Regions from separate parts of the Homo sapiens genome. Here region 1 is linked to region 2. Evidence: chromatin contacts called from ENCODE Hi-C or POLR2A ChIA-PET data. All regions are on one chromosome and are shown on one strand. Each heading gives the region's core, a stretch centred on a gene start or an enhancer-like site at or near the end of the contact. The rest is flanking DNA. Distances are from core to core; before and after follow the strand shown.

Region 1 (6,542 bases), core at 378-2,877, 170 kb before region 2:
GATTAAGAGTATATGAGCTCTGGAGGTTCCATGAGATAATGTGCTTAAGTCCTTAGCAGTGTGTCTGGCCCAGTAAGTGCTCAATAAGTGATAGCAATTATTATTACAGGAGCATTTTGGAGAAAAGGAGAGTCTCCTCCAGAAGGATTTCAGATCATTGTGAGCCTGTCTTGGGAGAAGCATGATCTCTGGGAACGCTCACACCAGAATCCTCCTCCTAGATTAAATTAAAAGTTTAAAGAGCTAGAATGGGAGGATGTATGGTAGAGATGTCTCCCAGAGATATTTAGATCTCTATTCTCTGGTTGTAGAATAACCAAAGAGGGTTAGAACAGATAGGAGAAGAAACAGACAGTTGGATTTCAGAATGGATAGGGTCTATTTCTGTTGGTAAAAGAGACTCAGAATACCAGATTTAAAGTAAATAATAAAGATAGCATAAACTATGTGATTTCCAAAAAGTGCTCAGCTTCCTCTGCCTGTTCTGGGCCTGTCTGTCCAACAGAATTCAGTGAAATCTGATTTCCTCATATTCTTTTTTAATTTTTTTTTTTTGAGATGGAGTCTTGCTGTGTTGCCCAGGCTGGAGTGCAGTGGCCTAATGTGGGTTCACTGCAAGCTCCGCCTCCCGGGTTCATGCCATTCTCCTCATTCTCCTGCCTCAGCCTCCCGAATAGCTGGGACTACAGGTGCCCGCCACCACGCCCGGCTAATTTTTATTTTTTTGTGTTTTTAGTAGAGACGGGGTTTCACCGTGTTAGCCAGGATGGTCTTGATCTCCTGACCTTGTGATCCGCCTGCCTCAGCCTCCCAAAGTGCTGGGATTACAGGCGTGAGCCACCGCGTCTGGCCTGATTTCCTCATATTTTTTAGGAAAGTGGAGTCAACTTATATTTGAGGAAGGCGTTTATAGGAATTTATGCTTATCCCAGAGATCTTGGTATGTTTTGTCAAGAATGAAAAGGCACGTGGGTCTGGTGGGGATGCAGTCAGATATTTGATCTCTTGACTGTGTTTCTTTTGAAGTAGTCTGAGGCTCAGACTTTGGGGCAGTGGCCCAGGCTTGGAGGCAACCCCCCAGTCTCTCTTTGCATGGGGAAGTGTGCAGAGTTCTCTTAGAACACCCAGTCACATGGTGTAGAGACTGCTCTTACACTTCCTGTAATCTCAGCATGGGAACAAGCCTTTGTGTCACACTGTGCAACCTTCCTCCCTTTCTTAAATGCTTGGGGTGAGAGAGAAGAGAGGCTAGGGTGGGGCATGGAGGACACAGAGAGAGAGAGTGCTGTGTATTCCTTCCCCGCTACTGTCCTGTCCTCAGCTAACTTGCTCTGGGACAGCTTCCCCAGGGCTACAGATACTGCACTCAGCTGACTGTCCTTTCTTCTGGGCCCCTGGTCCCAGAGCAGAGCTGACAAAGGAGATTCCTGAGAGAGCACCTTCTTATCACAGAAAGTGCTGAGCCAAGAGCTCCTAGCTGCCCCTTTTGCAGATGTGAAGGGCCAGTGAACCTTGGACCCAGATGGTTGCTTAATACTCCTTTCCCCCTCCCTCACTCCTTCCTTTGCGGGCTGCCTCACCTCCTCCACCCTTCTTGCTTAAATCCATAGGCATTTGTCTGGCCTTCCCTTTTACTGCTGGCTGGGAAGGAGGAGCATCAGACCACAGATCCTGGAAGGCACTTCTCTCCCTGACTGCTGCTCACACTGCCGTGAGAACCTGCTTATATCCAGGACCAAGGAGTGAGTGTGCGTTCCACCCTCTTCTCATCTCCACTTACCTTGCTAACCCTCCTCTTTGCTGCTGTGCAGTGTCTAATCGCTTCTTCTCCCGAGTGCCTCTCACCCTAACATCTCTCCATTGCTTGACTAGCCTCTCCCATTTTCCTCTCAGCTGTCTCCTGTTCGGTGTTTTCCAGCATGTGCTGCCTGGCTGCAGCTGTCTCCCTGCCTTGGCTCGGGGTGATATCTCTCCAGCAGCAACTCTGGGGTAGGGAGTGGCCATCAGCTGCCTCCAATCATCCCTAGGTTTTATGGTACATTGGATCGCCCTTCTCTCATTCATACTTTTTTGGGTGATTCAACGATGCTGATGTGAGGGATCGATAGCAGGAGGCTTAGAATACCAGAGAATGGGAAAGGAAAAGCAAGGAAAAGATAATAGCCTGTCTTCTTTCAGGGTGAAGTGGGTCTACTTGGGCTTTGCCAGGGCTGAAGACTCCAGCTAAGGGTTAAGGGATGCTCTTTGGGCAGGAGGATGGTTGTGGGTTTCCAGCAGGTTTCTGAAGCCTTTAGTTTTGGCAGACGTAGAGTCCTTGGGGAAAAGAGCAGTGTCATGAGACGCTCCCACAGATTAGCTGCTGGTAGGGTCAGTTCCTAATGTTGTACCTCAGCACAGGTGATCCCTGAAGCTGAAATTGGAGGGAAGACGGGTTTTGGATAAGGCTGAAAACTCGGGGTCAAGCCATTATAGTTATTTTCTGGGAGCCGCCACACTGCCCCCATGCCTGTCTTGTATTATAGCAGGCTCAGAGAGAACCAACATTTAGTGTTTTGTTTTTGATTTTGTTTTTTTTTTGAGACAGAGTTTTGCTCTTGTTGCCCAGGCTGGAGTGCAATGGCCCAGTCTTAGCTTACCGCAACCTCTGCCTCCCGGGCTCAAGTGATTCTCCTGCCTCAGCCTCCCAAGCAGCTGGGATTACAGGCATGTGCCACCACGCATGGCTAATTTTTGTATTTTTAGTAGAGACTGGGTTTCTAAATGTTGGTCAGGCTGGTCTCGAACTCCCGACTTTAGGTGATCTGCCCGCCTTGGCCTCCCAAAGTGCTGGGTTTACAGATGTGAGCCACAGCGCCCGGCCCAAGATTTAGTTCTCTATTTGGTGAGTCGGGTGGGCAGCAATGTCCTAATGATGAGAGACAGATCCTTTCTCTCTGGCGAATGAGTGCCTTCTCTTAAAAATTCAAGTTGGAGGCTGGGCAAGGTGGCTCACGCCTGTAATCCCAGCACTTTGGGAGGCCGAGGCGGGCGGATAACCTGAGGTCGGGAGTTTGAGACCATCCTGACCAACATGGAGAAACCCCATCTCTACTAAAAATACAAAATTAGCTGGGTGTGGTGGTGCATGCCTATAATCCCAGCTACTTGGGAGGCTGAGGCAGGAGAATCACTTGAACCCGGGAGGCGGAGGTTGCAGTGAGCTGAGATCGCGCCATTGCACTCCAGCCTGGGCAACAAGAGCAAAACTCCATCTCAAAAAAAAAAAAAAAAAATTAGCCACGCGTGGTGGCAGGTGCCTGTAATCCCAGCTACTTGGGAGGCTGAGGCAAGAGAAGCGCTTGAACCCGGGAGGCTGAGGTTGCAGTGAGCCGAGCCGAGATTGCACCACTGCACTCCAGCCTGGGCTACAGAGCGAGACTCTGTCAATAAATAAATAAATACATAGATAGATAGACAAATATTCAAGTTGGGGTTGTTTTGATGAGTGAGCTGGAGAAAAGGTTATTTGGAGGTCTCCGCATTGGTTGGTGAGCTGCCCGTATTACCCTGTGTTGGAGGCGGGTAGAGGTTCTATGTAATTGCCAACCACCTAATCTATAGCATCATCTTTCTTCCTTAAAGGGCAATGCCAGGAAGCTGGTGAAGGGTTTCCTCTCCTCCACCATGGTTGACAGCACTGAGTATGAAGTGGCCTCCCAGCCTGAGGTGGAAACCTCCCCTTTGGGTGATGGGGCCAGCCCAGGGCCGGAGCAGGTGAAGCTGAAGAAGGAGATCTCACTGCTTAACGGCGTGTGCCTGATTGTGGGGAACATGATCGGCTCGGGCATCTTTGTTTCCCCCAAGGGTGTGCTCATATACAGTGCCTCCTTTGGTCTCTCTCTGGTCATCTGGGCTGTCGGGGGCCTCTTCTCCGTCTTTGGGGCCCTTTGTTATGCGGAACTGGGCACCACCATTAAGAAATCTGGGGCCAGCTATGCCTATATCCTGGAGGCCTTTGGAGGATTCCTTGCTTTCATCAGACTCTGGACCTCCCTGCTCATCATTGAGCCCACCAGCCAGGCCATCATTGCCATCACCTTTGCCAACTACATGGTACAGCCTCTCTTCCCGAGCTGCTTCGCCCCTTATGCTGCCAGCCGCCTGCTGGCTGCTGCCTGCATTTGTAAGTGGGGCTGGGGTAGGAGGTGGTGGGTGGAGGGCTGGACAGAGGCTGGGATGTGAGTGCAGTCTGGGAGTAAGAAGGAGATAGAGAGGAATGTCTCTGACAACATATATATATATATATATAGTTAAAGTATGCTTTGTGTGAAAATTCAAACAGTACCACAGTGTATCGCAAAAACACTCACCTTTTCCCCAGCTTCTCACAGTAAGCACTATTAGCAGTTTGCATATTCTTCCTGATTTTTTTTTTTTTTTTTTAAAGAGACAGGTATTTTGCTCTGTCACCCAGACTGGAGTGCAGTGGTGTGATTATACCTTACTTCAGCCTCGAACTTCTAGGCTCAAGCTATCCTCCTGCCTCAGCCTCCTGAGTAGCAGGGACCACAGGCACACTGATTTTTTTTTCTTGTTCCTTCAAGAGATGTAGTTTTGGCAGGGTGTGGTGGCTTATGCCTGTAATCCCAGCACTTTGGGAGGCTGAAGTGGGCAGATCACCTGAGGTCAGGAGTTCGAGACTAGCCTGGCCAACATGGTGAAACCCCATCTCTACTAAAAATACAAAAATTAGCTGGGTGTGGTGGCAGGTGCCTGTAATCCCAGCTACTCAGGAGGCTGAGGCAGGAGAATCGCTTGAACCCAGGAGGCAGAGGTTGCGGTGAGCCAAGATCGCACCACTGCACTCCAGCCTGGGCAACAGAGTGAGACTCTATCTCAAAAAAATAAAAATAAAAAAAAAAGAGGTGTAGTTTTGTTCTTTTACAAAAATGAGGTCATACTAGTCTACATGTAATTCTACAGTGTGCTTTTCCTCTAGCATTATCAGTGACATTCTTTTCTACTTACAGATCTACTTTTTAAAAAATGCTTCATATTATTTCATGTGAATTTTAAGGATGCATAGTAGTTTATTTATCTAGCTGGTCCTCTGTTAATGGCCATGTACGTTGGTTTCAGTTTCTCAGTCTTACAGATAATGCTCCAGTGAATATCTTTTTGCAGCTGCATGAGTATTTCTGTAGGCTGGATTCTTCCTTTTTTTTTTTTTTTTTTTTTGAGATAGAGTCACTCTGTCGCCCAGGCTTGAGTGGTGCAATCTCAGCTCACTGCAACCTCCATCTTCTGGGTTCAAGTGATTCTCCTGCCTCAGCCTCCCTAGTAGCTGGGATTACAGGCATGTGCCACCATGCCTAGCTAATTTTTTTGTATTTTTGGTGGAGACGGGGTTTCACTGTGTTGGCCAGGCTGGACTCGAACTCCTGAGCTCAAGTGATCTACCTGCCTTGGCTTCCCAAAGTGTTGGGATCACAGGCGTGAGCCACTGCACCCGGCCTCTGTGGGCTAGATTTTTAATACTGTCATTTCAGTCCACCTTGGCTTTTTCTCCATCTCATAAATAAAACATTATTTAAATCTGTACATTCAGTAAAGCCATTGGAGGTGCTGAGATGATGATTCTCCATAGCCCCATCCCTCAGATGCCACTATTCTTGAAAAATGCCCTTCCAACCTGGGAGAGCCTAGGACCTTAGAGATGCCTTCCACCCTGCAACTGTGAAGAAGCTCAGACATTCTGTCAATTTGAGGGGCAGCTGCTCTAGCAGTTGGGGCACAGGAATTTTGCACCAGGTGCAATTGCTCATTGGCTCACCGCTCTCCAATCAGTTTGTGTCCTTTTTTCTTTCAATTTCTGTATTGCCCCATTCACTCCTCAACTTCCTTTCCAGCTTCTCTGATTTTACTGTTGTGTAGAGAACTGGCTGTCTTCTGTGGGGTCCTTCTGTGTTTTGTGTGTCCTTGTGTCTGGCCTGGACTCATCTCTGCATATGGGATGTTTGTCATACATGGCAACAGTCAGGGAGGGGTGGAAGGCACTGCTTTGTGTTGCAAGAAGGGGGTTTTCACTGAGGTTTTTTTTTTCCGAGACGGAGTTTCACTCTTGTTGCCCAGGCTGGAGTGCAATGGCACAATCTCGGCTCACCACAACCTCTGCCTCCCGGGTTCAAGTGATTCTCCTGCCTCAGCCTCTCAAGTAGCTGGGATTACAGGCATGTGCCACCACGCCTGGCTAATTTTTGTATTTTTATTAGAGACAGGGTTTCTCCATGTTGGTCAGGCTGGTCTTGAACTCCCGACCTCAGGTGATCCGCCCGCCTTGGCCTCCCAAAGTGCTGGGATTACAGGCATGAGCCACTGTGCCCAGCCTTCACTGAGGTCTTAAATATGATCTGTGATTTCTCTTGCATTACTTGCAGATGATCTGGTAGGTTGCTTACTGGCAAAACTAATTTTAGGATCTATTGGTCTTGGAGCACCCTCAAATGTGGGCATATGGTTAATTATATCATGTGCAGAGAAGGATCATTTCATCTAAGTAATAT
Region 2 (7,410 bases), core at 4,681-7,180:
ATCCCAGCTACTCAGGAGGCTGAGACAGGAGAATGGTTTGAACCTGGGAGGCAGAGTTTGCAGTGAGCTGAGATCCCGCCACTGCACTCTAGCCTGAGTGACAAGAGCGAGACTCTGTCTCAAAAAAAAAAAGAAAGAAAGAAAAAGAAAAAGAACAGGCCGGGTGTGGTGGCTCATGCTTATAATCCTAGCACTTTGGGAGGCCGAGGCCAGTGGATTACCTGAGGTCAGGAGTTCAAGACAAGCCTGGCCAACATGGTAAAACCACGTCTCTACTAAAAATACAAAAATTAGCCAGGCATGATGCAGGTGCCTGTAATCCCAGCTACTTGGGAGACTGAGACGGGAGAATCGCTTGAACATGGGAGACAGTGATTGCAGTGAGCGGAGATTGCACCAATGCACTCCAGCTTGGGTGGCTGAAAGAGACTCTGTCTCAAAAAAAAAAAAAAATGGGTCCTAAAGTGAGTTTGTTACCAGAAAGGAGTCCAGATCCAGACCCTAAAGAGAGGGTTTTTGGATCTCACGCAAGAAAGAATTCAGGGTAAGTCTATAAAGTGAAGGCAAGTTTATTAGGAAAGTAAAGGAATAAAAGAATGGCTACTCCATAGACAGAGCGAAGGGCTGCTGGTTGCCCATTTTTATGGTTATTTCTTGATTATATGCTAAACAAGAGGAGGATCTCATGCCTCCCCATTTTAGGTCACTTAGGGTAACTTCCTGACGTTGCCATCTCATTTGTAAACCGTCATGGCACTGGTAGGAGTGTAGTAGTGAGGATGATCAGAGTGAGGATGATCAGAGGTCACTCTCATTGCCATCTTGGTTTTGGTGGGTTTTGACCAGCGTCTTTACTGCAACCTATTTTATCAGCAAGGTCTTTATGACTGGTATCTTGTGCTGACCTCCTCTCATCCTGTGACTAAGAAGGCCTTAACCTCCTGGGAATGCAGCCCAGCAGATCTCAGCCTTATTTTATCCAGCCCTTACTCAAGGTGGAGTGTCTCTGGTTCAAACGCCTCTGACAAAATGAAGTATGAAGGATGGATGCTCAAGAATATAGATTTGACTTCAGTCAGACAGGGCCATTCCCTGCTTAAAGCACACCTTCCACTTGGGCATCTTCATGCTTTAGCTCTTTCCATTTCTCCTACAAGGAGTCCTCTTCTCCTCCTCCCCCTTTCTAAGATCCCCCTTTTCAAGATCTAGTTCGAATTCTTCTTTTGTGAAGCCTTCCCAGCCATCATGGGGAAGAACTCCTTTAAGTCTCCCTCCTTCTTCTAAACTCCTTTGCATCTTACTGTTCATAACATTCACAACATTTGGCCATGAATTGTTTTGATACAATTTAAGAAACTAACTCCAAAGTCTGATTTCTTTGGTCTACAAAAGCCACCCTTTCCTTTAGTGCTTACAATTACTAGTCTAAGCCCTTGTCGTGATCAGCCACTGCAACTTTAGCAGTTTTCTGGTTCCCCTCACATGTAACCATCAGCGAAGGCTTACATTTCCTGCAGATCCCTGCTGCTTCTGGGGATCTGCTGGTCACTTCTGGCTACCTTGTGATGAGTTTCTCCAACTGCTCCTGTTTTCCCCGCCCCTCCTCATACCAAGTGCGGACCCACCAAAACCAAGATGGCAATGAGAGTGACCTCTGATCATCCTGACTACTACACTCTTACCAATGCCATGACATTATCTGCCGAGTATGTCAGGCCCATTGTAACCCCTGTTTCATTGAAAGCTTTGGAATAACAGGAGGGGATTGTGTAGGAAAGAGGGAAAAAATCCAATGAGATATAGGAGATTATTGTTCTTAAAGTCCACCAGCCATTCATCTGGATAGGGTATTTTGTTTTTTCTCTCCCACTGCTCATCTCTCTTTCTGCTGCCACATTATCATGAGACTTATCTTCTGTCGTGGAGTGTCTTTGCTCATGTCTGTCACTGGTCCATTTGCTATGACTCCCCTGCCAGGTGCTGGACCCTGATCAGGAGGCCCAGTGAGAAGGGAAAACCCCATGGTGGCCCCAGACTCACCTCTCAAGACACATCCTAACCTGTAGAGAGGGATCTCTTCCCACAGTGCAGGCCATCTCAGCGTCATGAAGGTGAGCTGTGTAGCTCAGCACGGTCTTAAGCTACTGAGAATATGATTTTGGCTTTACTGCCATAAAGCCATTGAAGTGTTTTTCAAAAACAAACAAACAAATAAACAAACAAAGTCTCCTCCAAAAGTGGAATCAGAAAATTCCTGGTAATTTAAAAAACAACTTTCCCTGGCTTCTTGACATTACATTTTCAAAAATATAGATGCTCAAGCTCATTAAAACAGTCTAGTACATTTTTTCTCCCTTAAATATATTTTATTACATCTTACAAAAATTAGCAGGCTCGTAAAACATCTGGGAAGAGAACGGTAGGGCCATCCAAGGGAAGGCCGGGGACCTGTCTTTGTCTTTGAAGGCTCACAGTCTGGGGCTGGGTGGGTTGTGTTTTGAGGCGTCATTAACAAAAATGTTCTCAAGAGTGACATGTTATTAATTTGGATGAGAAATAAGACCATTAGACCAAAATGCTCTTCCCAGTGTATTCACAAATCAGCCCTCTTTTCCTTAGTCTGAACCTTGCTGAAATCCCTTTGACCCTTTGGAAAAGAAAAGTGTAATATTTCATCTCAGTCAATGGATGTTTAGTCTGGAGAAGTCTTGGGAAGCAAGCAGTACTTTGGCAGGGAAAAAATGTCCCCGAGTCAGTCTGCCTGTCAGGGAATAGGCAGTGGTTTGTCCGCTGGATAAGCCCAAAGTTATCCAAAAGAGAGGGACAGCCACTCCCTGGTTAAATTCCTTCCTGGAATGGAGCTCCCCGGGAACTAGGAGGCAATGTCAACAATGAGGTGTGCTTCCCTCCTCTTCCACCAGGAGTCTGCCACGAGCTGGTGAGGAAGGCACTGTGAACACTGCAAAAGGTTAGAGATGCCCAAGAGGTGCTGTCAGTAAGTGCTGGGGTAGTTGCTAAGAATTTAGAAATGAGGGATATGGATGGTCCCAACTAGGAGGCTCTTAACCTTTTCTGGGTCAAAAAGCCATTTGAGAATTTGACTGTTCTCATCTCCCTCTCAATCTACATAAACACACAATTTTTTGTATAATTTTATTTATTCATTTACTTATTTATTTTGATGGAGTTTTGCTCTTCTTGCCCAGGCTGGAGTGCAATGGTGCGACCTCAGCTCACTGCAACCTCCACCTCCCTGGTTCAAGCGATTCTCCTGCCTCAGCCTCCCGAGTAGCCGGGATTACAGGCGTGTGCCACCAAGCTGGGCTAATTTTGTATTTTTAGTAGACACGCGGTTTCTCCATGTCGGTCAGGCTGGTCTCAAACTCCCGACCTCAGGTGATCCACCCGCCTCGGCCTCCCATTACAGGCATGAGCCACCGTGCCTGGCCTTTTTTGTATAATTGAAGAACAATTCTGAAGCTAGAACACTCTGAAGCTTCTGCTCTAGACTAAAAATGCCTGGAGGGGAAGGACTGGATTTGTTCTCTAATGTGTTCCAGCATGTACCAAAAGTGCCTAAGATATAGGAGGTGTCAATGAATGTTTATTAAGTGATAAGATGCAGACGTGCCTGTCAGCCGCTGCAGAGTCCAGGCTGAGGTGTGCAAATGCCAGCGGCATCAGTGCCTCGAGGTGCTTTGAGGCTGGCAGTACTTGCATCCCTGGCACTATTTTTCTTTTTCTTTTCAATTTTTCAATTTTTTTTTTTTTGAGATGACGTTTCGCTGTTGTTGCCCAGGCTGGAGAACAATGGCACGATCTTGGCTCACTGCAACCTCCGCCTCCCGGGTTCAAGCGATTCTCCTGCATCAGCCTCCTGAGTAGCTGGGATTACAGGCACCCACCACCATGCCTGGCTAATTTTTGTGTTTTTAGTAGAGACGGAGTTTCACCTTGTTGGCCAGGCTGGTCTTGAACTTCTGACCTCAAGTGATCCACCCTCCTTGGCCTCCCAAAGTGCTGGGATTACAGGCATGAGCCACTGCGCCCAGCCCGGCACTATTCTTCTTGACATTTAGTGCCAGGGCTGATGGAATGTGAAACCTTCACTCTCCTAACCCACTGGTCCTGACCTAATCTAGTGAACTGAGATCCAGGACACAGGTGTCGACCTAAAGGACAAAAACTGAGACAAAATTAATAAAAGTAGGGAGTTTACTTGGGCCAGATTTGAGGACTACAATTTGGGTGCATAGATTCAGGTTGCCCTGACTATGTGCTGAGATTAGTTAGCAGCAGTTACATGTGAGTTTTTAAAGAGGCAGTTCCTAAGTTGTTTGCCAAGAAGTTGCATCAAAATAACATAAGCTATTAATTAGCTATGCATTGTGCTTTGTATCACAAATGCCAGGAACATGAAGATAATAGGCAAGGCAGCTAGTCAAGACCAAAACACCTTTAAACACTTGCCCCTGGTCATGGGGATGGTGGGGGACAGTGGGCGTGACTGAGGTCCCACACTCATGTGTCCCTGGACCTGATAAATTTTGCATGCCTCACAGAGCTCAGGCTGCTTTCAGCTATTTTTCTTTTCTCACAGGGAAGAGATGAGGAATGACACTTGGAAGGTTCTTGCATTGCTACTCAATATTTGCAGTGACTTTGATACCAATTGCTCCTAAATGCCTCTCTGAATTCAGTCATTCAGCTGTGCTGCTTTTATTGAGCATCTTTGGTCTACCGTGTTCCAGGAGGGTGCTTGATGGGTGTTGTGGGCTGAGTCACCACAACAGCTGGTTTTGGTCACCTCATGGGTCTCTGCCACCACCACTGAAGGAGCCAGGGGCCACTGTTGCCATTGCCTCTTCTAGAAACCACAGGCCTGCTGTTAACTATGCTGTGAGTTCTGACAGGTATGGGACCTTAGAGTGAAATGAACTGTGTCTCAAAGTATTAGAGGCATTCATGGAAGAGGTCCACCAGTATCACATGCCCACATGCTCACTGATTCTCTACACTGCCAGGATCGCAGACATACAGTGTACTTAAGGAGCTGTGCCTGAACACAGCTCACCAGTTCAGAGTCCTTCTTCCCTTGTGGTGAGTTCCTTCTTAGAGGCTCCATAATCCTTTTCTGTAACCTAACCTCAGACTACGGGCACTTGCATACATCAGACCTATTTTTATGTTCTTGAATCTAAATGAGGATCAACGTTCCAGTCCTTTTTTTTTTTTTCCAGTCCGTTTTTACCCCTGGGAGAATCCTGATTTTTAACATAATTTGGTATATGCAAATAGATATAAAGGGACTCTTCTTATCTCTATTTGCTGTGGAAATAGAGGCACTAATGTAAGCAGATATTCTGAGGGGTGGGTTCAGGAAGCATGCCAGTGGTGCGAGGCTGGGGATGGATGTTTTCTGCTCTTCTCAGCCACACTGGAACCCCAGTTCTTGCCTAGCCAAAATATGCTGCTAGTCTTGCTTAGCAATAGACACTTAGCCTTAAAAATTTTTTATCCAATGACTTTTCCTTCGCTCTCATGTTTCATAACCTTTTCCTAGTTTCTGGCACTGCTGACATACCTACGTCTTGGATTTCTCCTCCCCTGCTTGCTAATCCTGTACCACTGGCTTTCTGTTGGTTTGCTTTCTCACTACTCTTTCTCTTGTTCCCAGTGGTGACTCCTTCTCCTGCCTTTTAACTGAAGGCTTTCACCGAGGCTCTATTCCCATTTTCTGAGATGAGGGCTCACTATGTTGCCCAGGCTGGTCTCAAACTCCTGGGCTCAAGGGATCCTCCGGGCACAGTCTCCTCAGTAGCTGGGATAACAGGCATGAACCACAGCACCCGGCCCTTTTTTTCCTTTTCTACATAGACTTCTCCAGAGTATTAGGTTTCCTATCTATTTGCTTACTTACTCACCCACTCCTTATTCACTTTTTTATTGAGTTTCTCTCATGTCTTTGTTATGATATTGGGCGTAGGGAATACCACGAAGAATAAAACCTAGTTTCTACCTTCAGGGAGTCATATAAATGGATAAGGCATAGCCTGAGCCAGTACCTGGCTCTTTCTACTCATAGTCTGGTGGTACTCATTGCCCTGTATTGAAAGGCTAAGTCTTGATTTTAATCTCACATCTTCCATGAATCCTGTGCCTGTACCACTAGCTTTCATTGATTTTCTTCTCTATACTGCTCTGGTCAAGAAAGCTGGAGTTTTTGCCTTCAAAGTTTTGTTACCTTGGGTGATTCATTTGACCTGTGTTAGACTTAACACCCTTCTGTGACATGAGGAGGTTATAGAACTAGGGTCCTTCCATCTTCAAAATTCTATTCCTATGATCATATACAATTGTGGGGAGGGGGAGATGGCTAATATAAAACATCAATTATATAGTGGAACTAGTACTTAAAAAAAAACCAACTTATGAATGACATCCTCATGAGAGTTGCTAGTACATCATAAAATTGTTGGTTGGGCCTAAAACATATTCATCCTTGTCGCCTATTATAATTAGCCAGTTGCCAGACCCATTACCATGCTCAAGTAAGGGAAGGCAGACATGAGAGTGGCTGGAGTTAAAGCAGAATAAGGTTGACAGCCTTAAACTTTCTGGAAGTATTGTCCTTGTACAGAAATTGTCCAAAGGTCATTGACCTTTAAAGTGAATTTTTGCCTTAATCTATAAATTTATAAATGTCATTTATGTTAAATAAATTTCTGTAGAGCAAAAGTTTGTTTGGATCTTAAAAATAACTTTCTGATTAGAAATGTGATGTATGAACACTATTTTCTTACTCATTGATACTTTGAATTTAAAAAACAGAGGCTTACTCAAGCTAGTTGACTAAAGTCTTGTGTGTATGTGAGTGTGTGTGTGTATGTGTAAGATTGTAGAAAGAATACATCAGGCAGTCTCTCATGGGCATCCAAGAGTAGGAACAAGGCACACAGGGATTGGAACAAGAAAGTCAGCAGCTCAGGCTGCCACCATCCTTTCCGGTGGGCCCGTGTTCCCTCAGTCATTACTTGTCTCTGAGTCTAAGCTACTGTTACACTTCTCTTTGAAACAAGGTCTCTACTATCACTGATGGTTTATTTGCTCCCCTATGACTTCAGCTTAGGAATCACTTTGGTTTGCTATGGCACCTACTCCAGCCCCAACTCTACACAACTTTTCAGAAAAGTACCCACCAGCGTCTTACTAATTAGTCTCTGTGTTTGTTAGAGCTCTTATGACTGCAGAAGACCATAATTCAAATGAACTTAAGAAAAACGGAGGATTTTTTGGCTTGTACAATCAGAAAGGATATTGTTGGCAGGCCTCAGGCATGACTGATCCAGTCATACACAACAGTGTCCAAATTCTATCTCTGTCTCTTAGCTGCATTTCCATTGGTGTGTT

Evidence for each region. Hi-C counts contacts between places; a loop is a spot of excess contacts on that map. ChIA-PET counts read pairs that join two places held with the same protein, here RNA polymerase II (POLR2A). Pooled maps may share reads with other maps.
Region 1: a loop to region 2 is called in a map of PC-3, with 4 times the contacts of the local background. The contact joins the promoter of SLC7A7 here to the enhancer-like site in region 2. A Hi-C loop is called at or near these places in 27 of 168 maps with a recorded cell type or tissue (HCT116, HL-60/S4, K562 and 16 more), 3 of 37 single-sample maps with no recorded cell type and 26 of 50 pooled maps. POLR2A ChIA-PET finds 5 or more read pairs at or near these places in 8 of 52 experiments (HEK293T, OCI-LY7, PC-9 and 4 more).

Annotation. Positions count from the first base shown.
Region 1 is chr14:22,810,520-22,817,061 of GRCh38, reverse strand. It overlaps SLC7A7 (solute carrier family 7 member 7), which reads left to right and starts at 1,627. Exons shown (of 10, transcript NM_003982.4): 1 at 1,627-1,742; 2 at 3,622-4,162. The coding sequence starts at 3,664. RefSeq lists enhancers at 1,538-1,637, 1,826-2,332 and silencers at 3,640-3,699, 3,720-3,779.
Region 2 is chr14:22,648,731-22,656,140 of GRCh38, reverse strand. No RefSeq gene overlaps it. Among named protein-coding and RNA genes, the nearest start is that of OR6J1, 8.1 kb to the right of the region's middle. RefSeq lists an enhancer at 4,738-4,957. Within about 2 kb of position 5,930, at least 2 of the 41 ENCODE cell types and tissues checked have a DNase peak (open chromatin) inside an H3K27ac peak, as active enhancers do; they include PC-3 and PC-9, where a contact is called at or near this core.